2 separate regions of the Homo sapiens genome follow, and region 1 is linked to region 2. A link is a loop called in an ENCODE intact Hi-C map of the cell type or tissue named here. Cell type or tissue: chondrocyte. All regions are shown on one strand. Links, peaks and the distances in the headings refer to the core of each region. The heading gives the core; the rest is flanking DNA. Region 1 has its middle 14 kb from the start of HCP5B. Region 2 holds the start of HLA-A (major histocompatibility complex, class I, A).

Region 1 (12,167 bases), core at 1,972-9,971, 56 kb before region 2:
GGGTCTCACAGTCTTCAGAGCTGAGAGCCCCAAACAGATATTTACCCACATATTTATTAACAGCAAACCGGTCATTAGCATTGTCTCTATAGATATTAAATTAACTAAAAGTATCCCTTATGGGAAACAAAGGGATGGGCCGAATTAAAGGAATAAGTTGGGCTAGTTAATTGCAGCAGGAACACACCCTTAAGACAGAGATCACTCATGCTATTGTTTGTGGCTTAAGAATGCCTTTAAGCGGTTTTCCGCCCTGGGCAGGCCAGGTGTTCCTTGCCCTCATTCTCGTAAACCCGCAACCTTCCAGCTTGGACGTTAGGGCCATTATGAACATGTTATGGTGCTGCAGAGATTTTGTTTATGGCCAGTCTTGGGGCCAGTTTATGGCCAGATTTTGGGGGACTTGCTCCCAACGGTCTCCTTCTAGGGGGTGACTGGGTAGCAGCCCAGGGTAGCTTTACAGGTTTGTGTTTTACACCAGTGCTGGGCACCCTGGTAGATACTTGATTATAATTCCTTAAACAGAGTTTTCCAAATTAAAATATACCTGTTTTTTATAGAAATGAAAAAGAAAAGAATTTCAAAGTTCATTGCAAAGATTCTTAACAAGAACTACTTACATTGGAAGAAAACCACAGAGAATTGTAAGGAGCCATGTGACAGAGAGGACCAGGATGCCATGAAAATGGCCTTGGCTACAAATAGGTCATTTGATCCTTGGCTCCCTGGCATCTCTCTAGATTTTCAATGATACAATGTTCAATCTGCTGTGCAAGATAATTTCATCTTGCAAAGATTTGATGTTACATTTTACCACACATTAAACTGAAATAAACTTTTACAGATTGGAAATGCACATCATTGATCAAAATAAATGAAACATGAAAAGAGTAGGAAGGAATACCCAGTGATGGAATAGCAAATATGAATGGAAAACAGAATAGGACTGCTAAAAAGAAAAAAAAAAATTCAGAAGCATGTAATAGCAGCGCTATTTAGAATCACAGTGGTGTCCAAATCACTTCTATCACATCTCATTCAATACCACAACAAAAGATGTTAAGTTTATTATAGAATGCCCATCAAATAGCCAGTTTTTGAAAAAAACTTGTTTCTCAATTAGAACTAACCATTTCAGGCTACAGCATCAAGCCAAAATTATTGGCATCATGCTAAGCTAGGTGTGTTTACTGAAGTATGAGATTCACATTTTTGTAAATGAAAAGCAATTTGATTAGGCATTTTTTTCTGCACAGCAAAAGAAACTATCATCAATCACAGTGAACAGACATCCTACAGAATGGGAGAAAAATTTTGCAGTCTATCCATCTGACAAAAGTCTAGTAATCAGAATCCACAAAGAACTTAAGCAAATTTACATGAAAAAAAACTTCAATAAAAAGTAGACAAAGAACTTGAACAGACACTTCTAAAGAAGACATACATGTGGCCAACAAAAATACGAAAAAAAGCTCAACATCGCTGATCATTAGAGAAATGCAAATCAAAACCACAAATGAGGTACCATCTCATGCCAGTCAGAATGGCAATTATTAAAAAGTCAAGAAACACCAGATGCTGGCGAGGTTGCAGAGAAATAGGAATGCTTTTACACTGTTGGTGGAAAAGTAAATTGGTTAATCCATTGTGGAAGACAGTGACAATGTGGTGATTCCTCAGAGATTTAGAATCAGAAATACCATTTGATCCAGCAATTGCATTACAGGGTATATACCCAAAGGAATATAAATCATTCTATTATAAAGATATATGCATGTTTACATTCATGGCAGCACTATTCACAATAGCAAAGACATGGAATCAACCCAAATGCCCATCAATGATGGACTGGATAAAGAAAATGTGGTACATATACACCATGGAATATTATGCAGCCATAAAAAGGAATGAGATCAAGTCCTTTGCAGGGATATGGATGAAGCTGGAAGCCATTATCCTCAGCAAACTCACACAGGAATGGAAAACCAAACACCACATGTTCTCATTTATAATTGGGAACTGAGTAATGAGAACACATGGACACAGGGAGAGGAACAACACACACTGGGGCCTATTGGGGCAGGGTGGTGGTGGGAGGATCATTAGCAAAAATAGCTAATGCATGCCAGGGTTAATACCTAGGTGATGAGTTGACAGGTGCAGCAAACCAACATGGCACATGTTTACCTATGTAACAAACCTGCACATCCTGCACGTGTACCCTGAAACTTAAAAAAAATTAAATTAAAAAACAAGCTTAAAGAAAAAGACAAGCTGAAAGAGTTAATGAAAAATAATTAGATAAAAGAAGTCTTTGATTTTCAAAAACCTGAAACAATAGTTATAATTTTGCTTTTAACATATATTCAAAACATTTGATACTGTTCCCTTCCAGAGGTGCATCTTAATTCCCTCTCCTGAGTGTGGCTTGGACTTAATGAGGCACTTCTGATATGGCCTGGTTCTGTGTTCCCACCCAAATCTCATCTTGAATTGTTATGCGAATTGTAATCCCTACCTATTGGGGGAGGGACCACATGGGAGGTGATTGGATAATGGAGGCGGTGCCCCCATGCTGTTCTCGTGATACTGAGGGAATTCTCATGCAATCTGATGGTTTTATAAGGGGCTTTTCCCTGCTTCATTCTGCATTTCTCTCTCCTGTCATCATGTGAAGAAGGATGTGTTTGCTTCCACTTCTGCCATGACTGTAAGTTTCCTGGGGCAGGCTCCTCAGCCATGCAGAACTGTGAGTCAATTAAACCTCTCTCCTTTATAAATTACCCAGTCTCAGGTATTTCTTTATAGCAGTGTGAGAATGGACTAATATAACTTCTAACTTACAGAATAATGCTGACATAATGGTTTGTGACTCTGGGTGTAGAACCTAAAACTCACTGTGGCTTCCACCTTCTCTCTCTCTGTCTCTGGGATCATGAGCTCTGGGGGAAGCCAGCTGCTGTGCCACAAGCAGCCCTGCAGGAAGGTCCATGTGGCTGAGAACCGAGGCGTTCTGGGAACAGACAACAAAGAACTAGGCCTTTTCCAACAGCCATATGACTGATCCATGTTTCATGTGAATCCTCAGCCCCAGTGAAGCCCTCAGATGATGCAGCCCTTGGCTGACAACTGTACTGCAACCTTGTGAGAGGCCCCGAGCAAGAAGCACTCAGGGAAACCTCTCCTGGACTCCTGACCATTGGAAACTGCGGCAGATGAGGAATATTTGTTGTTTTGAGCTAAGTTTTACATAATTTGTTATGCAATAGTAAATAAATAATACACTTTCACAAGAGAGGATGTATTATTACACATTAAATTGCATTTGCTTTAAATGTATCATCGTCATCATTATTATTTTTGAGACACGGTCTCGCTCTGTCACCCAGGCTGGAGTGCAGTGGCATGATCACCATGTACTGCAGTGTCGACCTCCTGGGGTCAAGGGACCCACTGATCTCAGCCTCCTGAGTAGCTGGGACTACCGTCATGAACTACTATGCCTGGCTAATTTTCTAATTTTTTGTATAGATGGGGGTTTTGCCCAGGCTGATCTTGAACTTCTGGAGTCAACAAATCTGCCTTCCTCTGCCTTCCACAGTGCTAGGATGGCAGGCATGAGCCACCATACCTGGCGTAAATTAATTATAAGATATTAAACACGTAACTTAGTTTTAAAAGGTAAGGAGAATTTCCATGGCTGAAGAGGATGTATTTTATGACCATTCACAATGATCACTTTACTTGAACTTCAATTTCCAACTGTGTCCGAAGTAAACACAAAAGGAAGATCCAACCCTTGCTAGGCTGATTCTATTATGCCCTCAACAACCAGCTCCTGGTCATTCACCATCCTCCAGTTATTCAATCAACTCTAATGTAGGTGCTGCTGTGAAGGGAGTTAGTGGATATAATTAAGGGTCTCAATTAGTTGACTTTAGGCTGGGTTTATCCTGCTTGGACTGTCCTAATCAGGTGAGACCTTGAAAGGACTGGGTTCTTCCTGAGCATAGAGACTCACAGTGTGAGAGGGACTCAGCATGAGGGGTTTCCTCCAGCATGGGCTTTGAAAATGAAGGGGCTGTGGGCCAGGTGCGGTGGCTCACGCCTGTAATCCCAGCACTTTGGGAGGATGAGGCGGGCGGATCACGAGGTCAGGAGATCGAGACCATCCTGGCTAACACGGTGAAACCCTGTCTCTACTAAGAATACAAAAAAAAAAAAAAAAATAGCCAAGCGTAGTGGCGGGTGCCTGTAGTCCCAGCTGCTTGGGAGGCTGAGACAGGAGAATGGCGTGAACCCGGGAGCCATAGCTGGCAGTAAGCCGAGATCCCGCCACTGCACCCAAGCCTGGGCTACAGAGCGAGACTCCATCTCAAAAAAATAAATAAATAAAATTAAAAATGAAGGGGCTGTGTAGGAAAGAATGCTGGTGAGGACCAGGAATCAAGCACAGCCCTCCCTGTTCTCTACATTGACAGCCAGCAAGGAACAGGGACCTCAGTCTTACAACTGCCAGAAACTGCATTCTGCCACCTCTGTATAAGCCTGAAGGAGGATTCAAAATGAAAACACAGCTTTTGGAAGCCCAGAAGAGAGATTCCATCCACATTTTGCCCAGATTTCTGATCAAGGAACTATAAGCAGATAAATGGGTGTTGTTTCGCCAGGCGTGGTAGTGCACGAATGAATTGATGAATTGATATGCACACTAGTTACATAAAATAAAATCTTTCTGAACTTCTTCCGTGTTTTGCACTTTATAATTATCTGTAATGCAATTTAATACACTCATATTTCATTCATTCAGTCGACAAAAATTAATTTAGTCCCTACGATAAACCAGATATCCCCTCATATGCTCACGTGCCTGACACTCCAGAAGTTTCACAAGACCGAGGTGGAGACACTGGAGTGTTTTAAGTGGAGAGATGACACATTCTGACTCCCAGGAGCAGGACCACTGTGAAAAGAACAGTCACGTAACAGGTCATGGGACAGTGCTAGTGTCACAATTCACAAGTGACAGTGTGGTGGGGACTAAGGGGACAGGACGGCCTGAAGGATGAGAAGAATGGAGGGAAGGGTTGGAGAAGCAGGAGGTGAAGAAAAGGAGCAGAGGAAAGAATTCGAAAGCAGCAGAATTCTTAGGTTTAAATACATTGTTTTATGGATTTTAATACATCCATCTACAGAGCCCTGCAGGATGTCCTTGGCAGTTGGCCTTTAATACTTTATGTGGGTCTGCCTAAAAACTAATTTTTTAATGTTAATCAGGTTTAAAAATTACTAAGTGTTCCTATAAAATATACACAACACTTAGCAGTGGATACTTCCTAAAAACAGACAGTGCATGAGCACTAGTGAGGGGCATTGCGACTACATTGAACAGTTGCAACTTTGAGGTGAATAAAGCCTGTACTGACTCCTGGTTGTAACGTACCTGGTTGCAAAGTACACAGTGTGCTACTTTGTATTGAGGAGATATCCTGGACTCACACAGAAACTCAAAGCTATGGAATGATGGCAAATTTAAAATATGACAAGCGGGAGTCACAGGTACACTGCAAAAGTGAAACTTAGAAGCTTTGTGAGTCCTGTTGTAACGCTTTTGGGCACATTTATACATCATGGGGCCAAAGTCACATTTTTTACCGATTAGATTCCTGATCATTCAGGGGTTACCAAGGTTCTGCTATCCAATGTATTTAATAAACAAATAAATAAATAAACTGGTCTCTATTCTGTCTCATGCACTCAGGCACAACTTTTCCCAATAAAAAAAAAAAACAAAAAGGAAAACAAAAAACAGTTTCTACACCTCCATTCCCAGAGCAAGCTCACTCTCTGTCACCAAACTCCGTGGGTGAGTTTTCTTCTAGAAGAGTCCAGGTGGACAGGGAGTCCAGTTCAGGGACGGAGATTCCGGGATGAAAAGTGAAGGGAGAGGGACAGGGCCCATGCCGAGGGTTTCTTCCTGGTTTCTCAGACAGCTCCTGGGCCAAGACTCAGGGAAACACTGAGACAGAGCGCTTGGCACAGGAGGAGCGGGGTCAGGGCGAAGTCCCAGGGCCCCAGGCGTGGCTCTCAGGGTCTCAGGCCCCGAAGGCGGTGTATGGATTGGGGATGCCCCGCCTTAGGGATTCGCCACCTCCGCAGTTTCTCTTCTTCTCACAACCTGCGACGGGTCCTTCTTCCTTGATACTCACGAAGCGGACACAGTTCTCATTCCCACTAGGTGTCGGGTTTCTAGAGAAGCCAATCGGTGCCGCCGCGGTCCCGGTTCTAAAGTCCCCACGCACCCACCGGGACTCAGATTCTCCCCAGACGCCGAGGATGGTGCTCATGGCGCCCCGAACCCTCCTCCTGCTGCTCTCAGGGGCCCTGGCCCTGACCCTGACCCAGACCTGGGCGCGTGAGTGCAGGGTCTGCAGGGAAATGGTCGGGAGGAGCGAGGGGCCCGCCCGGCGGGGGCGCAGGACCCGGGGATCCGCGCAGGGAGGAGGGTCGGGCCGGTCTCAGCTCCTCCTCGCTCCCAGGCTCCCACTCCATGAGGTATTTCTACACCACCATGTCCCGGCCCGGCCGCGGGGAGCCCCGCTTCATCTCCGTCGGCTACGTGGACGATACGCAGTTCGTGCGGTTCGACAGCGACGACGCGAGTCCGAGAGAGGAGCCGCGGGCGCCGTGGATGGAGCGGGAGGGGCCAGAGTATTGGGACCGGAACACACAGATCTGCAAGGCCCAGGCACAGACTGAACGAGAGAACCTGCGGATCGCGCTCCGCTACTACAACCAGAGCGAGGGCGGTGAGTGACCCCGGCCCGGGGCGCAGGTCACGACCCCTCCCCATCCCCCACGGAGGGCCGGGTCGCCTCGAGTCTCTGGGTCCGAGATCCACCCCGAAACCGCGGGACCCCGAGACCCTTGACCTGGGAGAGGCCCAGGCGCCTTTACCCGGTTTCATTTTCAGTTTAGGCCAAAACCCCCGCGGGTTGGTCGGGGCAGGGCGGGGCTCGGGGGACCGGGCTGACCGCGGGGGCGGGGCCAGGTTCTCACACCATGCAGGTGATGTATGGCTGCGACGTGGGGCCCGACGGGCGCTTCCTCCGCGGGTATGAACAGCACGCCTACGACGGCAAGGATTACATCGCCCTGAACGAGGACCTGCGCTCCTGGACCGCGGCGGACATGGCAGCTCAGATCACCAAGCGCAAGTGGGAGGCGGCCCGTCGGGCGGAGCAGCTGAGAGCCTACCTGGAGGGCGAGTTCGTGGAGTGGCTCCGCAGATACCTGGAGAACGGGAAGGAGACGCTGCAGCGCGCGGGTACCAGGGGCCACAGGGCGCCTCCCGGATCGCCTGTAGATCTCCGGGGCTGGCCTCCCACAAGAAAGGGAGACAAATGGGACCAACACTATAATATCGCCCTCCCTCTGGTCTTGAGGGAGAAGAATCCTCCTGGGTTTCCAGAGAGTGACTCTGAGGGTCCGCCCTGCTCTCTGACACAATTAAGGGATGAAATCTGTGAGGAAATGAAGGGAAGACAATCCCTGGAATACTGATGAGTGGTTCCCTTTGACACTGGCAGCAGCCTTGGGCCCCGTGACTTTTCCTCTCAGGCCTTGTTCTCTGCTTCACACTCAATGTGCGTGGGGGTCTGAGTCCAGCTCTTCTGAGTCCCTCAGCCTCCACTCAGGTCAGGACCAGAAGTCGCTGTTCCCTCTTCAGGGACTAGAATTTTCCACGGAATAGGAGATTATCCCAGGTGCCTGTGTCCAGGCTGTTGTCTGGGTTCTGTGCTCCCTTCCCCACCCCAGGCATCCTGTCCATTCTCAAGATGGCCACATGCGTGCTGGAGGAGTGTCCCATGACAGATGCAAAATGCCTGAATTTTCTGACTCTTCCCGTCAGACCCCCCCCAAGACACATATGACCCACCACCCCATCTCTGACCATGAGGCCACCCTGAGGTGCTGGGCCCTGGGCTTCTACCCTGCGGAGATCACACTGACCTGGCAGCGGGATGGGGAGGACCAGACCCAGGACACGGAGCTCGTGGAGACCAGGCCTGCAGGGGATGGAACCTTCCAGAAGTGGGCGGCTGTGGTGGTGCCTTCTGGAGAGGAGCAGAGATACACCTGCCATGTGCAGCATGAGGGTCTGCCCGAGCCCCTCACCCTGAGATGGGGTAAGGAGGGAGATGGGGGTGTCATGTCTCTTAGGGAAAGCCGGAGCCTCTCTGGAGAGCTTTAGCAGGGTCAGGGTCCCTCACCTTCCCCCCTTTTCCCAGAGCCATCTTCCCAGCCCAACGTCCCCATCGTGGGCATCGTTGCTGGCCTGGTTCTACTTGTAGCTGTGGTCACTGGAGCTGTGGTCGCTGCTGTAATGTGGAGGAAGAAGAGCTCAGGTAAGGAAGGGGTGAGGAGTGTGGTCTGAGATTTCTTGTCTCACTGAGAGTTCCAAGCCCCAGGTAGAAGTGCCCTGCCTGGTTACTGGGAAGCACCATCCACACTCATGGGCCTACCCAGCCTGGGCCGTGTGTGCCAGCACTTACTCTTTTGTAAAGCACCTGTTACAATGAGGGACAGATTTATCACCTTGATGACTGTGGTGATGGGACCTGATCCCAGCAGTCACAAGTCACAGGGGAAGGTCCCCAAGGACAGACCTCAGAAGGGCGGTTGGTCCAGGACCCATATCTGCTTTCTTCATGTTTCCTGATCCCACCCTGGGTCTGCAGTTGCACATTTCTGGAAACTTCTCTGGGGTCCGAGACTTGGAGGTTCCTCTAGGACCTTATGGCCCTGGCTTCTTTCTGGCATCTCACAGGACATTTTCTTCCCACAGATAGAAAAGGAGGGAGCTACTCTCAGGCTGCAAGTAAGTATGAAGGAGGCTGATCCCTGAAATCCTTTGGATATTGTGTTTGGGAGCCCATGGGGGAGCTCACCCACCCCACAATTCTTCCTCTAGCCACATCTACTGTGGGATCTGACCAGGTCCTGTTTTTATTCTACTCGAGGCAGCAACAGTGCCCAGGGCTCTGATGTGTCTCTCACGGCTTGAAAGGTGAGACCTTGGGGGGCCTGATGTGTGGGGGATGTTGGGGGGGAACAGTGGACACAGCTGTGCTATGGGGTTCTTTGAATTTGATGTTTTGAGCATGCGATGGGCTGCCAAAGTGTCATCCATTACTGGGACAGATATGAATTTGTTCATGAATATTTTTTCTATAGTGTGAGACAGCTGCCTTGTGTGGGACTGAGAGGCAAGAGTTGTTCCTGCCTTCCCTTTGTGACTTGAAGAACCCTGACTTTCTTTCTACAAAGGCACCTGAATGTGTCTGTGTTCCTGTAGGCATAATGTGTGGAGGAGGGGAGACCAACCCACCCTCATGTCCACCATGACCCTCTTCCCCACGCTGATCTGTGTTCCCTCCCCAATCATCTTTCCTGTTCCAGAGAGGAGGGGCTGAGATGTCTCCATCTTTTTCTCAACTTTATGTGCACTGAGCTGTAACTTCTTACTTCCCTCTTAAAATTAGAATCTGAGTAAACATTTACTTTTTCAAATTCTTGCCATGAGAGGTTGATGACTTAATTAAAGGAGAAGATTCCTAAAATTTGAGAGACAAAATAAATGGAACACATGAGAACCTTCCAGAGTCCATGTGTTTCTTGTGCTGATTTGTTGCAGGGGAGGAGAATAGATGGGGCTGTGCCTAGTGGGTGCTCAGGCCAGTATGGACTTTATGTGGTCACTGCTCAGCTGGGTCATCTTTGCTCCTTCATTCTCCTTGGCCCTTCAGTAGAACCTTGTCCTACCACCACCTGTGATCACAGGGACTTGGATGTCACCTACGGTGGTCCCTGCATACAAATCTCATTGTGGTATCAAGAGACTAATTTTCAGACCTGTCCAGCTCTTGCCCTCCTCCCAGGGCTCTTTCCTGGATTGTATTTTTCATCTTGCCTCCAATCTTTTTAAAGGAAGCAGATTCTAAAATTTGCAGAGAGGAGGGGTCCCATAGTTTCTCATCATAGTGAACTTTTTGTTGGAGCTCCTCTTCTGCTCTCTTACTCTTCTTCCTTCCCTGAGTTGTAGTAATCCTAGTGCTGGCTCCAATCCAAACTCATGGATTTACAAAGCAGAGTCTAATTTAGATTCATACGTGGTTGGAAAATTGTACCCATAAGCCTAGGGTTATCTTTCCTGAAGAGAAAAATATGGTTGTGTGCTGCAGTGTGCAAGAGGGTTGGTGTGGGAGGAGGTAGGGAGGGAGGGAGGACACACAAGCAGTCCTAGTGAGAAAAGCACTGGCGGCATCGATGTCCACATGAGATGATGTTGTTCTTTAGCTGCCACAAAACAGCATTTGCCCTGAGGCTACCTTAACAAAGATATTGGCTTCAGAATAGAGAAGTGCTTTACAGTGATCATTCATTCAACTGACATTTGTTGTCTGCTAGGGATATGACTGCTTTTGCATTTAGAAAGCATCATTAAGGTGAAAATAGAAAAATTTCTGGCGTTGTGGTACATATGTTCTAGATGCTAGCTTGTCCAACCCATAGCTCGCAGGCTGAATGTGGCCCAGGACAGTTTTGAATGTGAGGAGTTTTTGCTTTTCTGTGGCGGACCTGAGACCTGGAGTGAGTGCACCCACCTCCCTCAGGATCAGGAGTGAATGCTTTAGGAACCCTCCTTTGCAGTGACCTGCAAAAGATAGAGGGCACAGTTACTGTGAGAACCCAGAGTAGCAGCCAAAGGGGCTCAACCTTCATGGAGTTTTGGGAAAGGTTAGTAAAAGGTGGTGTCCCAGCGTCAGAACAGATGGGCAGCCAGCGAGGGCACTGCTTCATATCTATGATGGGAATGCAAGAATTGAGGAGCAGGAGACTGAGGGTGTTTGACTAAATACAAAGTCATGATCCCAGTCTCAATTCCTAGACTTCAGCCAAGCTTCAGATTCAGAATCCACAGTGGGGCTTAAGGAGGCCAGGAAGTAAACCTGGACACATTATGGCCCACTGTGGGACCACTGGGTTCATAAACCCAGTCCTGGTTATCTCCCCATTCTCCACATGCATAATTGGCCTTGATGCACTGGCAAAGAGGGTCACCCCCACACTACATCCCTAGTCTGGAGAGTAAGGGCTATCATTGTGCTGAAGCCCAAAGGGAATCATCATCTAAAACTTCCCTCATCCCAACCAAGCCAGAAGCAATATTGCGCCCCAGGTGGGACTTCAGGAGGGTACTGCAGATATTGTAGGGGTGGCACTGCCATTAGAGAGCTGAAGGATGGGGGGTGGTGTTGGGATTGCCTATTATCTCCATATAATTCAGCAGTCTATCCCTGAAGAAGCCTGATAAAGAATGAATGGAATTACTCCAGACTTGACCAAGTAGGAGTCCTGATTGCAGCTGCCATGCTGGCTGGATATCACTGCTTGGGGAGATTAATAAGGCCTCAGGCACATGGCAAACAGCCATGCATTTGGTGAGTGCATTCTTTCCCATTCCATTTAGAAAATGGATATGGAATGATTCACATTCACATGGGATTTATAATACATTTATTGATAGCTTGCCTCAGGGCTACTTTAACTCCTCAACCTTCTATAAATATCACCTTAAGAGATCTGGACAAATCAGACATCTCACAGAATACTAAATCTCTTCATTTCATTGGCAATATCACATAGATTGGGATGGATGAGCAAGAGGAGGAAAGTATGCTGAGTTCTTTGGCAAAACATGTGCACTACAGAAGGTGAAGATTAACCTTACAGAGCTTCAAGAGTGGCCACTGCAGTGAAGTGTTATGGGTCCAGTGGTTAGGGGCATGCAGGGCTGTCCTCTCCAAAGTAAAAGACAAACTTGCATCTTGCATCCTCAACAGAAGGAAGGAAGCACACTACCTGGTGAGCTTCTCTGTGTCCTGGCAACACCACATTCCACATCTAAGTATATTGTTTGGCCCACTGTCTGGGTATAATATAGGAAGAGGTCAGCTTTGAGTGCGGACTAGACAGGAAAGGACACTGCAGCAGATCCAGGCGGTGGTGTACCAGGTCATCAACCCTCAGTCCCCTGGTGCTGGGGGTGACAGTGTGGGGAAAGATGCTAGATGGAGCTGAACCAAGCAGCTGAGATCAAGTGA
Region 2 (11,366 bases), core at 1,915-9,914:
GCATCAAGCCAAAGTTATTGGCATCATGCTAAGCTAGATGTGTTAACTGAAGTATGAGATTCTCATTTTTGTAAATGAAAAGCAATCAGATTAGGCAATTTTTTTCTGCACAGCAAAAGAAACTATCATCAATCAGAGTGAACAGACATGCTACAGAATGGGAGAAAAATTTTGCCATCTGTTCATCTGACAAAAGTCTAGTATTCAGAATCCACAAAGAACTTAAGCAAATTTACATGAAAAAAAACTTCATTAAAAAGTGGACAAAGAACATGAACAGACACTTCTAAAGAAGACATACATGTGGCCAACAAAAATATGAAAAAGAAAGCTCCCATCACTGATCATTAGAGAAATGCAAATCAAAACGACAAATGAGATACCATTTTATGCCAGTCAGAATGGCAATTATTAAATAGTCAAGAAACAACAGATGCTGGCAAGGTTGCGGAGAAATAGGAATGCTTTTACACTGTTGGTGGAAAAGTAAATGGTTAATCCATTGTGGAAGACAGTGACAGTGTGGCGATTCCTCAAAGATTTAGAACCAGAAATACCATTTGACCCAGCAATCCCATTGCAGGGTATATACCCAAAGGAATATAAATCATTCTATTATAAAGACATATGCATGTTTACATTCATGGCAGCACTATTCACAATAGCAAAGACATGGAATCAACCCAAATGCCCATCAATGATGGTCTGGATAAAGAAAATATGGTACATATACACCATGGAATATTATGCAGCCATAAAAAGGAAGGAGATCAAGTCCTTTGCAGGGATATGGATGAAGCTGGAAGCCATTATCCTCAGCAAACTCACACAGGAACAGAAAACCAAACACCACATGTTCTCATATATAACTGGGAACTGAGCAATGAGAACACATGGACACAGGGAGAGGAACAACACACACTGGGGCCTGTTGGGGGAGGGTGGTGATGGGAGGATCATTAGCAAAAATAGCTAATGCATGCCAGGGTTAATACCTAGGTGATGAGTTGACAGGTGCAGCAAACCAACATGGCACACATTTACCTATGTAACAAACCTGCACATCCTACACATGTACCCTGGAACTTAAAAAAAAATTAAATTAAAAGACAAGCTTAAAGAGTTAATGAAAAATAATTAGATACAAGAAGACTTTGATTTTCAGAAACCTGAAACAATAGTTATAATTTTGCTTTTAACATATATTCAAATCCTTTGATACTGTTCCTTTCTAGAGGTGCAGCTTAATTCCCTCTCTTGAGTGTGGCTTGGACTTAATGAGGCACTTCTGAAATGGCCTGGTTCTGTGTTCCCACCCAAATCTCATCTTGAGTTGTTATGCAAATTGTAATCCCTACCTATTGGGGGAGGGACCTCATGGGAGTTGATTGGATCATGGGGACGGTGCCCCCATGCTGTTCTCCTGATGCTGAGGGAATTCTCATGAGATCTGATGGTTTTATAAGGGGCTTTTCCCTGCTTCATTGTGCATTTCTCTCTCCTGTCACCACATGAAGAAGGACGGGTTTGCTTCCACTTCTGCCATGACTGTAAGTTTCCTGGGGCAGCCTCCTCAGTCATGCAGAACTGTGGGTCAATTAAACCTCTTTCCTTTATAAATTACCCAGTCTCAGGTATTTCTTTATAGCAGTGTGAGAATGGACTAATACAACTTCTAACTTATAGAATAGTGCCAACATAACAGTTTGTGACTCTGGGTGTAGAACATAAAACTAACTGCGGCTTCCACCTTCTCTCTCTCTGAATCTGGGATCATGAGCTCTGGGGGAAGCCAGCCGCTGTGCCATAAGCAGCCCTGCAGGAAGGTCCACATGACTGAGAACTGAGGCCTTCTGGGAACAGACAACAAGGAACCAGGCCTTTTCCAACAGCCATGTGACTGATCCATGTTTCTTGTGAATTCCCAGCCCCAGCGAAGCCCTCAGATGCTGCGGCCCCTGGCTGACAACTGGAGTGCAACCTTGTGAGAGGCCCTGAGCAGGAAGCACTCAGGGAAACCTCTCCTGGATTCCTGACGATTGGAAACTGTGGGAGATGAGAAACATTTGTTGTTTCGAGCTAAGTTTTACGTAATTTGTTATGCAACAGTAAATAATATATTTTCACAAGAGAGGATGTATTATTACACATCAAATTGCATTTGCTCTAAATGTGTCATCATCATCATTATTATTTTTGAGACAGGGTCTTGCTCTGTCACCCAGGCTGGAATGCAGTGGCATGATCACCATGCACTGCAGTGTCGAACGCCTGGGGTCAAGGGACTCTCTGACCTCAGCCTCCTGAGTAGCTGCGACTACCATCATGAACTACCATGCCTGGCTAATTTTCTAATTTTTTGTATAGATGGAGGTTTTGCCCAGGCTGATCTTGAACTTCTGGAGTCAACAAATCTCCATTCCTCTGCCTTCCACAGTGCTAGGATGACAGATGTGAGCCACCACACCTGGCCTAAATTAATTATAAGATATTAAACATGTAACTTAGTTTTAAAAAGTAAGGACAATTTCCATGGCTGAAGAGGATGTATTTTATGACCATTCACAATGATCACGTTACTTGAACTTCACTTTCCAACTGTGTCCCAATTAAACACAAAAGGAAGATCCAACCCTTGCTAGGCTGATTCTATGATGGCCTCAACAAGCAGCTCCTGGTCATTCACCTTCCTCCAGTTATTCAACCAACTCTAATGTAGGTGCTGCTGTGAAGGGATTTAGCAGATATAATTAAGGGTCTCAATTAGTTGACTTTATGCTGGGTTTATCCTGCTTGGACTGTCCTAATCAGGTGAGTCCTTGAAAGGACTGGGTTCTTCATGAGCATAGAGACTTACAGTGTGAAAGGGACTCAGCATGAGGGGTTTCCTCCACCATGGGCTTTGAAAAGGAAGGGGCTATGGGCCGGGCGCGGTGGCTCACGCCTGTAATCCCGACACTTTGGGAGGCCGAGGCGGGCGGATCATGAGGTCAGGAGGTCGAGACAATCCTGGCTAACAAGGTGAAACCCTGTCTCTACTAAGAAAAAAAAAATTAGAGCATAGTGGTGGGCGCCTGTAGTCCCAGCTACTTGGGACTGAGACAGGAGAATGGTGTGAACCCAGGAGGCGGAGCTTGTAGTGAGCAGAGATCATTGGGCCACTGTACCCCAGCCTGGGCTACAGAGCCAGACTCCGTCTCAAAAAAAAAAAAAAAAAGAAAAATTAAGGGGCTGTGTAGGAAAGAACGCTGGTGAGCACCGGGAATTGAGCCCCTCCCAGTTCTCTACATTGACAGCTAGCCAGGAACAGGGACCTCAGTCTTACAACTGCAAGAAACTGCATTCTGCCACCTCTGTATAAACCCGAAGGAGGATTCAAAATGAAAACACAGCTTTTGGAAGCCCAGAATGGAGATTCTATCCACATCTTGCCCAGATTTCTGACCAAGGAACTATAAGCAGATAAATGTGTGTTGTTTTGCCAGGCATGGTAGTGTGCGAATGAATTGATGAATTGATATACACACTAGTTGCATAAAATAAAATCTTTCTGAACTTTTTCAGTGTTTTACAGTTTATAATTATCTGTGATGCAATTTAATACACTCATATTTCATTCATTAAGTCAACAAAAATTAACTTAGTCCCTACAATGAACGAGGTATCCCCTCATATGCTCAAGTGCCTGACACTCCAGAAGCTTCACAAGACCGAGGTGGAGACACTGGAGTGTTTTAAGTGGAGAAATGACACACTCCGACTCACAGGAGCAGGGCCACTGTGAAAAGAACAGTTACGTAGCAGGTCATGGGACAGTGCTAGTGTCACAATTCATGAGTGACAGTGTGGTGGGAACTAAGGGGAGAGGAGGGCCTGAAGGATGAGAAGGATGGAGGGAAGGGCTGGAGAAGCAGGAGGTGAGGAAAAGGAGCAGAGGAAAGAATTTGAAAGCAGCAGAATTCTTAGGTTTAAAGACATTGTTTTATGGATTTTAATACATCAATCTACAGAGCCTAGGAGGGTGTCCTTGGCAGTTGTCTTTTAATACCTCATGTGGGTCTGCCTAAAAACTATTTTTTATGTTAATCAGGTTTAAAAATTACTAAGTGTTCCTATAAAATATACACAACACTTAGAAGTGGATACTTCCTAAAAACAGGCAGTGCATGAGCACTAGTGAGGGGCATTGTGACTGCCTTGAACAGTTGCAACTTTGAGGTGAATAAAGCCTGTAATGGCTTCTGGTTGCAACATATAGGAACACAGTGGCTACTTTGTATTGAGGAGATGTCGTGGACTCACACAGAAACTCAGAGCTAAGGAATGATGGCAAATTTAAAGTAAGACAAGCAGGAGTCACAGATACATTGTCTGGGAAAGTGCAACTTAGTAGCTTTGTGAGTCCTGTTGTAATGCTTTTGGACACATTTATACATTAAGGGGCCAAAGTCACATTTTTTACCTATTAGATTCCTGATCATTCAGGGGTTACCAAGATTCTGCTACCCACTGTAGTTAATAAACAAAGAGCAAATTGGTCTCTATTCTGTCTCATGCACTCAGGCACAACTTTTCCGGATTAAAAACAAAAACAACAACAACAAAAATCTACACCTCCATTCCCAGATCAAGCTTACTCTCTGGCACCAAACTCCATGGGGTGATTTTTCTTCTAGAAGAGTCCAGGTGGACAGGTAAGGAGTGGGAGTCAGGGAGTCCAGTTCAGGGACAGAGATAATGGGATGAAAAGTGAAAGGAGAGGGACGGGGCCCATGCCGAGGGTTTCTCCCTTGTTTCTCAGACAGCTCCTGGGCCAAGACTCAGGGAGACATTGAGACAGAGCGCTTCGCACAGGAGCAGAGGGGTCAGGGCGAAGTCCCAGGGCCCCAGGCGTGGCTCTCAGAGTCTCAGGCCCCGAAGGCGGTGTATGGATTGGGGAGTCCCAGCCTTGGGGATTCCCCAACTCCGCAGTTTCTTTTCTCCCTCTCCCAACCTACGTAGGGTCCTTCATCCTGGATACTCACGACGCGGACCCAGTTCTCACTCCCATTGGGTGTCGGGTTTCCAGAGAAGCCAATCAGTGTCGTCGCGGTCGCTGTTCTAAAGCCCGCACGCACCCACCGGGACTCAGATTCTCCCCAGACGCCGAGGATGGCCGTCATGGCGCCCCGAACCCTCCTCCTGCTACTCTCGGGGGCCCTGGCCCTGACCCAGACCTGGGCGGGTGAGTGCGGGGTCGGGAGGGAAACCGCCTCTGCGGGGAGAAGCAAGGGGCCCTCCTGGCGGGGGCGCAGGACCGGGGGAGCCGCGCCGGGACGAGGGTCGGGCAGGTCTCAGCCACTGCTCGCCCCCAGGCTCCCACTCCATGAGGTATTTCTTCACATCCGTGTCCCGGCCCGGCCGCGGGGAGCCCCGCTTCATCGCCGTGGGCTACGTGGACGACACGCAGTTCGTGCGGTTCGACAGCGACGCCGCGAGCCAGAGGATGGAGCCGCGGGCGCCGTGGATAGAGCAGGAGGGGCCGGAGTATTGGGACCAGGAGACACGGAATGTGAAGGCCCAGTCACAGACTGACCGAGTGGACCTGGGGACCCTGCGCGGCTACTACAACCAGAGCGAGGCCGGTGAGTGACCCCGGCCGGGGGCGCAGGTCAGGACCCCTCATCCCCCACGGACGGGCCAGGTCGCCCACAGTCTCCGGGTCCGAGATCCACCCCGAAGCCGCGGGACCCCGAGACCCTTGCCCCGGGAGAGGCCCAGGCGCCTTTACCCGGTTTCATTTTCAGTTTAGGCCAAAAATCCCCCCGGGTTGGTCGGGGCTGGGCGGGGCTCGGGGGACTGGGCTGACCGCGGGGTCGGGGCCAGGTTCTCACACCATCCAGATAATGTATGGCTGCGACGTGGGGTCGGACGGGCGCTTCCTCCGCGGGTACCGGCAGGACGCCTACGACGGCAAGGATTACATCGCCCTGAACGAGGACCTGCGCTCTTGGACCGCGGCGGACATGGCGGCTCAGATCACCAAGCGCAAGTGGGAGGCGGCCCATGAGGCGGAGCAGTTGAGAGCCTACCTGGATGGCACGTGCGTGGAGTGGCTCCGCAGATACCTGGAGAACGGGAAGGAGACGCTGCAGCGCACGGGTACCAGGGGCCACGGGGCGCCTCCCTGATCGCCTGTAGATCTCCCGGGCTGGCCTCCCACAAGGAGGGGAGACAATTGGGACCAACACTAGAATATCACCCTCCCTCTGGTCCTGAGGGAGAGGAATCCTCCTGGGTTCCAGATCCTGTACCAGAGAGTGACTCTGAGGTTCCGCCCTGCTCTCTGACACAATTAAGGGATAAAATCTCTGAAGGAGTGACGGGAAGACGATCCCTCGAATACTGATGAGTGGTTCCCTTTGACACCGGCAGCAGCCTTGGGCCCGTGACTTTTCCTCTCAGGCCTTGTTCTCTGCTTCACACTCAATGTGTGTGGGGGTCTGAGTCCAGCACTTCTGAGTCCCTCAGCCTCCACTCAGGTCAGGACCAGAAGTCGCTGTTCCCTTCTCAGGGAATAGAAGATTATCCCAGGTGCCTGTGTCCAGGCTGGTGTCTGGGTTCTGTGCTCTCTTCCCCATCCCGGGTGTCCTGTCCATTCTCAAGATGGCCACATGCGTGCTGGTGGAGTGTCCCATGACAGATGCAAAATGCCTGAATTTTCTGACTCTTCCCGTCAGACCCCCCCAAGACACATATGACCCACCACCCCATCTCTGACCATGAGGCCACCCTGAGGTGCTGGGCCCTGGGCTTCTACCCTGCGGAGATCACACTGACCTGGCAGCGGGATGGGGAGGACCAGACCCAGGACACGGAGCTCGTGGAGACCAGGCCTGCAGGGGATGGAACCTTCCAGAAGTGGGCGGCTGTGGTGGTGCCTTCTGGAGAGGAGCAGAGATACACCTGCCATGTGCAGCATGAGGGTCTGCCCAAGCCCCTCACCCTGAGATGGGGTAAGGAGGGAGATGGGGGTGTCATGTCTCTTAGGGAAAGCAGGAGCCTCTCTGGAGACCTTTAGCAGGGTCAGGGCCCCTCACCTTCCCCTCTTTTCCCAGAGCTGTCTTCCCAGCCCACCATCCCCATCGTGGGCATCATTGCTGGCCTGGTTCTCCTTGGAGCTGTGATCACTGGAGCTGTGGTCGCTGCCGTGATGTGGAGGAGGAAGAGCTCAGGTGGAGAAGGGGTGAAGGGTGGGGTCTGAGATTTCTTGTCTCACTGAGGGTTCCAAGCCCCAGCTAGAAATGTGCCCTGTCTCATTACTGGGAAGCACCGTCCACAATCATGGGCCTACCCAGTCTGGGCCCTGTGTGCCAGCACTTACTCTTTTGTAAAGCACCTGTTAAAATGAAGGACAGATTTATCACCTTGATTACGGCGGTGATGGGACCTGATCCCAGCAGTCACAAGTCACAGGGGAAGGTCCCTGAGGACAGACCTCAGGAGGGCTATTGGTCCAGGACCCACACCTGCTTTCTTCATGTTTCCTGATCCCGCCCTGGGTCTGCAGTCACACATTTCTGGAAACTTCTCTGGGGTCCAAGACTAGGAGGTTCCTCTAGGACCTTAAGGCCCTGGCTCCTTTCTGGTATCTCACAGGACATTTTCTTCTCACAGATAGAAAAGGAGGGAGTTACACTCAGGCTGCAAGTAAGTATGAAGGAGGCTGATGCCTGAGGTCCTTGGGATATTGTGTTTGGGAGCCCATGGGGGAGCCCACCCACCTCACAATTCCTCCTCTAGCCACATCTTCTGTGGGATCTGACCAGGTTCTGTTTTTGTTCTACCCCAGGCAGTGACAGTGCCCAGGGCTCTGATGTGTCCCTCACAGCTTGTAAAGGTGAGAGCTTGGAGGACCTAATGTGTGTTGGGTGTTGGGCGGAACAGTGGACACAGCTGTGCTATGGGGTTTCTTTGCATTGGATGTATTGAGCATGCGATGGGCTGTTTAAGGTGTGACCCCTCACTGTGATGGATATGAATTTGTTCATGAATATTTTTTTCTATAGTGTGAGACAGCTGCCTTGTGTGGGACTGAGAGGCAAGAGTTGTTCCTGCCCTTCCCTTTGTGACTTGAAGAACCCTGACTTTGTTTCTGCAAAGGCACCTGCATGTGTCTGTGTTCGTGTAGGCATAATGTGAGGAGGTGGGGAGACCACCCCACCCCCATGTCCACCATGACCCTCTTCCCACGCTGACCTGTGCTCCCTCCCCAATCATCTTTCCTGTTCCAGAGAGGTGGGGCTGAGGTGTCTCCATCTCTGTCTCAACTTCATGGTGCACTGAGCTGTAACTTCTTCCTTCCCTATTAAAATTAGAACCTTAGTATAAATTTACTTTCTCAAATTCTTGCCATGAGAGGTTGATGAGTTAATTAAAGGAGAAGATTCCTAAAATTTGAGAGACAAAATAAATGGAAGACATGAGAACCTTCCAGAGTCCACGTGTTTCTTGTGCTGATTTGTTGCAGGGGAGGAGAGTAGATGGGGCTGTGCCCAGTTTCTGTTCTGGCCACCATGGGCTTTATGTGGTCACAGCTCACCTGGGTCATCTTTGCTGCTCCATTGTCCTTGGCCCTTCAGTAGAACCTTGTCCCACCAAGACCTGTGATCACAGGGAGTTGGATGTCACCTAGGGTGGTCCCTGCATACAAATCTCCTTGTGGTATCAAGAGACAAATTTTCAGACCTGTCCAGGTCTTGCCTTCCTCCCAGGGCTTTTTCCTTAATGGTATTTTCGATTTTTCTCCAATCTTTTTAAAGGAACCAGATTGTGACATTTGCAGAGAGGAGGGGTCCCATAGTTTCTCATCATGGTTAACTTTCTGTTGGAACTCCTCTTCTGCCCTCCTACTCTTCTTCCTGCTCTGAGTTGTAGTAATCCTAGTGCTGGCTCCAATCCAAACTCATAGATTTATAAAGCAGAGTCTAATTTAGATTCATATGTGGTTGGAAAATTGTACCCATAAGGCTAGGGTTATTGTTCCTGAAGAGAAATATATGGTTTTGTGCTGAAGTGTGCAGGAGGGTTGGTGTGGGAGGAGGGAGGACATACAAGCAGCCCTGGTGAGAAAAGCACTGGCGGCATGGATGTCCACGTGAACTTATGTTCTTTAGCTGCCACAAAACAGCATTTGCCCTGTGGCTACATTAATAAAGATATGGGCTTTAGAATAGGGAGGTGCTCTACAGTGATCATTCATTCAACTGACATTTGTTGTCTGCTAGGGATATGACTGCTTTTGCATTTAGAAAGCATCCTTAAAGTAAAAACAGAAAAATGTCTGGGGTTATGGTGCATACGTTCTAGATGCAGGCTTGTCCAACCCGCGGCTCGTGGGCTGCATGTGGCCCAGGACAATTTTGAATGTGAGGACTTTTTTGCTTATCTGTGGTGAACCTGAGTCCTGGAGTGAGTGCACCCACCTCCCTCAGGGTCAGGAGTGAATGCTTTAGGAACCCTCCTTTTCAGTGACCTGCAAAAGATAGAGGGCACATTTACTGTGATAACCCAGAGTATCAGCCAAGGGGGCTTGACCTTCAAGGAGTTGTGGGGAAGGTTAATAAAGGGTGGTGTCCCAGGGTCAGAAAAGATGGGCAGACAGCAAGGGCACTGCTTGATATCTATGATAAGCATGTGGAATTGAGGAGCAAGCTTCAGATTCAGAATCCAGTGACTAAGGACATATCTATATCCCTAAGAGAAAGAACCTTGGGACACGATGATGGTTATATGCTGGGACAATTCCATCAGCCCTTCTGCAAAGGAGCCTATAGCCATTTAATCAGGAGATGGGATAAGTATTAACATTGGGTGTGAGCTGACATTGCTGCCCAGATTCCTACAGCACCATTATGTCCCCCATCACACTGGGGCTTACAGAGGCCAGGGAATAAACCTAGATACATTATGCCCCATGGTGGAATCACCAGTTCCATAAATCCTGTCCTGGTTATCTCCCCATTCTCTGAGTGCATAATTGGCCTTGATGCACTGGCAACTGGAGTCACCCCACACTGTGTCCCTAGTCTGGAGAGTAAGGGATCTCACTGTGCTGAAGCCCAAAGGGAAACATCCCTCATCCAAGCCAAACCAGAAGCAATATTGTGCCTCAGGGTGGGTCTTGTGGAGGGTACTGCAGGTATTATAGGGGTGGCACTGCCATTACAGACCTGAACGATGTGGGGTGGTGTTGGGATTGCCTGTTATCTCCATATAACTCAGCAATCTGTACCTGCAGAAGCCTGATATGGCTAAAGAATGAATGGAATTACTCCAGACTTGACCAAGTAGGAGTCCTGATTGCAGCTGCCATGCTGGCTGGATATCACTGCCTGGGGAGATTAATAAGGCCTCAGGCACATGGCAAGCAGCTGTGGATTTGGTGAGTGCATTCCCTCCCATTTCATTTAGAAGATGGATATGGAATGATTCACATTCACATGGGATTTATAATACATTTATTGATAGCTTGCATCAGGGCTACCTTAACTCCTCAACCTTCTATAAATATCACCTTAAGAGACCTGGACGAATCAGACATCCCACAGAATACTAAATCTCTTCATTTCATTGGCAATATCACATAAATTGGGAAGGATGAACAACAGCAGGAAAGTACGCTGAATTCCCTGGCAAAACATGTGCACTACAGAAGGTGAAGATAAAACTTACAGAGCTTCAAGAGTGGCCACTGCAGTGAAGTGTTATGGGTCCAGTGGTTAGGGGCATGCAGAGCTCCCCGCCGCCACACACACACACAAAGTAAAAGACACACTTGCATCTTGCATCCTCACCAGAAGGAAGGATGCACACTACCTTGTGAGCCTCTCTGGGTTCTAGCAACACCACATTCCACATCTAAGTTTATTGCTTTGGCTGACACTCTGGGTGATATAGGAGGAGGCCAGCTTTGAGTGGGGCCTGGACTGGAAAGGACACTGCAGCAGACCCAGGCTGTGGTGCAGTCAGTCACCATCCCTCAGACCCCTGGTGCTGGAGGTGGCGGTCTGGGGAAAGAAGCAGGATGGAGCTGAACCAAGCATCAGTGGGAAAGTCAGAATGCAGGGCCTGGGATCAGGAGTAAGGCCATGGAGTCCACAGCAGAGAAACATGCTCCATGTTAGAAGCAACTTTTAGCATGTTACTGGCCCTGATAAGATAGAATGCTTGAGCATAGGACACCAAGCAACCATGTGATTCCAAGTGCCCGTGTGTATTGGCTTCTATGTGACCCATAGAGTCATTCACTGGACAGGCCCAGCGGCATCTATCATGAGACGAAAACGGTCCATGTCGGTTGAGCCTCAATTCCATGTTAACACCCA

What was found. Peaks named below come from ENCODE experiments on the same cell type or tissue, not always from the same donor. Only the 100,000 strongest peaks of a DNase experiment are listed, where the experiment ranks them.
Region 1: it touches region 2 in a loop (4-fold over the local background); 35 of 110 quality-filtered maps call a loop at or near these places.

Annotation. Positions count from the first base shown.
Region 1 is chr6:29,881,416-29,893,582 of GRCh38, forward strand. It overlaps the pseudogene HCG4P7 and the pseudogene HLA-H. Among named protein-coding and RNA genes, the nearest start is that of HCP5B, 14 kb to the left of the region's middle. In chondrocyte, for the core only: a CTCF peak has its summit at 6,589; DNase peaks (open chromatin) are centred at 6,587 and 7,208.
Region 2 is chr6:29,937,403-29,948,768 of GRCh38, forward strand. It overlaps HLA-A (major histocompatibility complex, class I, A), which reads left to right and starts at 5,130. Exons shown (of 8, transcript NM_002116.8): 1 at 5,130-5,224; 2 at 5,355-5,624; 3 at 5,866-6,141; 4 at 6,720-6,995; 5 at 7,098-7,214; 6 at 7,657-7,689; 7 at 7,832-7,879; 8 at 8,049-8,468. The coding sequence starts at 5,152. The coding sequence ends at 8,053. It overlaps LOC124901298 (a long non-coding RNA gene), which reads right to left and starts at 8,191. Exons shown (of 3, transcript XR_007059541.1): 1 at 7,379-8,191. It also overlaps the pseudogene HCG4P5. In chondrocyte, for the core only: a CTCF peak has its summit at 5,431; DNase peaks (open chromatin) are centred at 5,089, 5,479 and 6,082.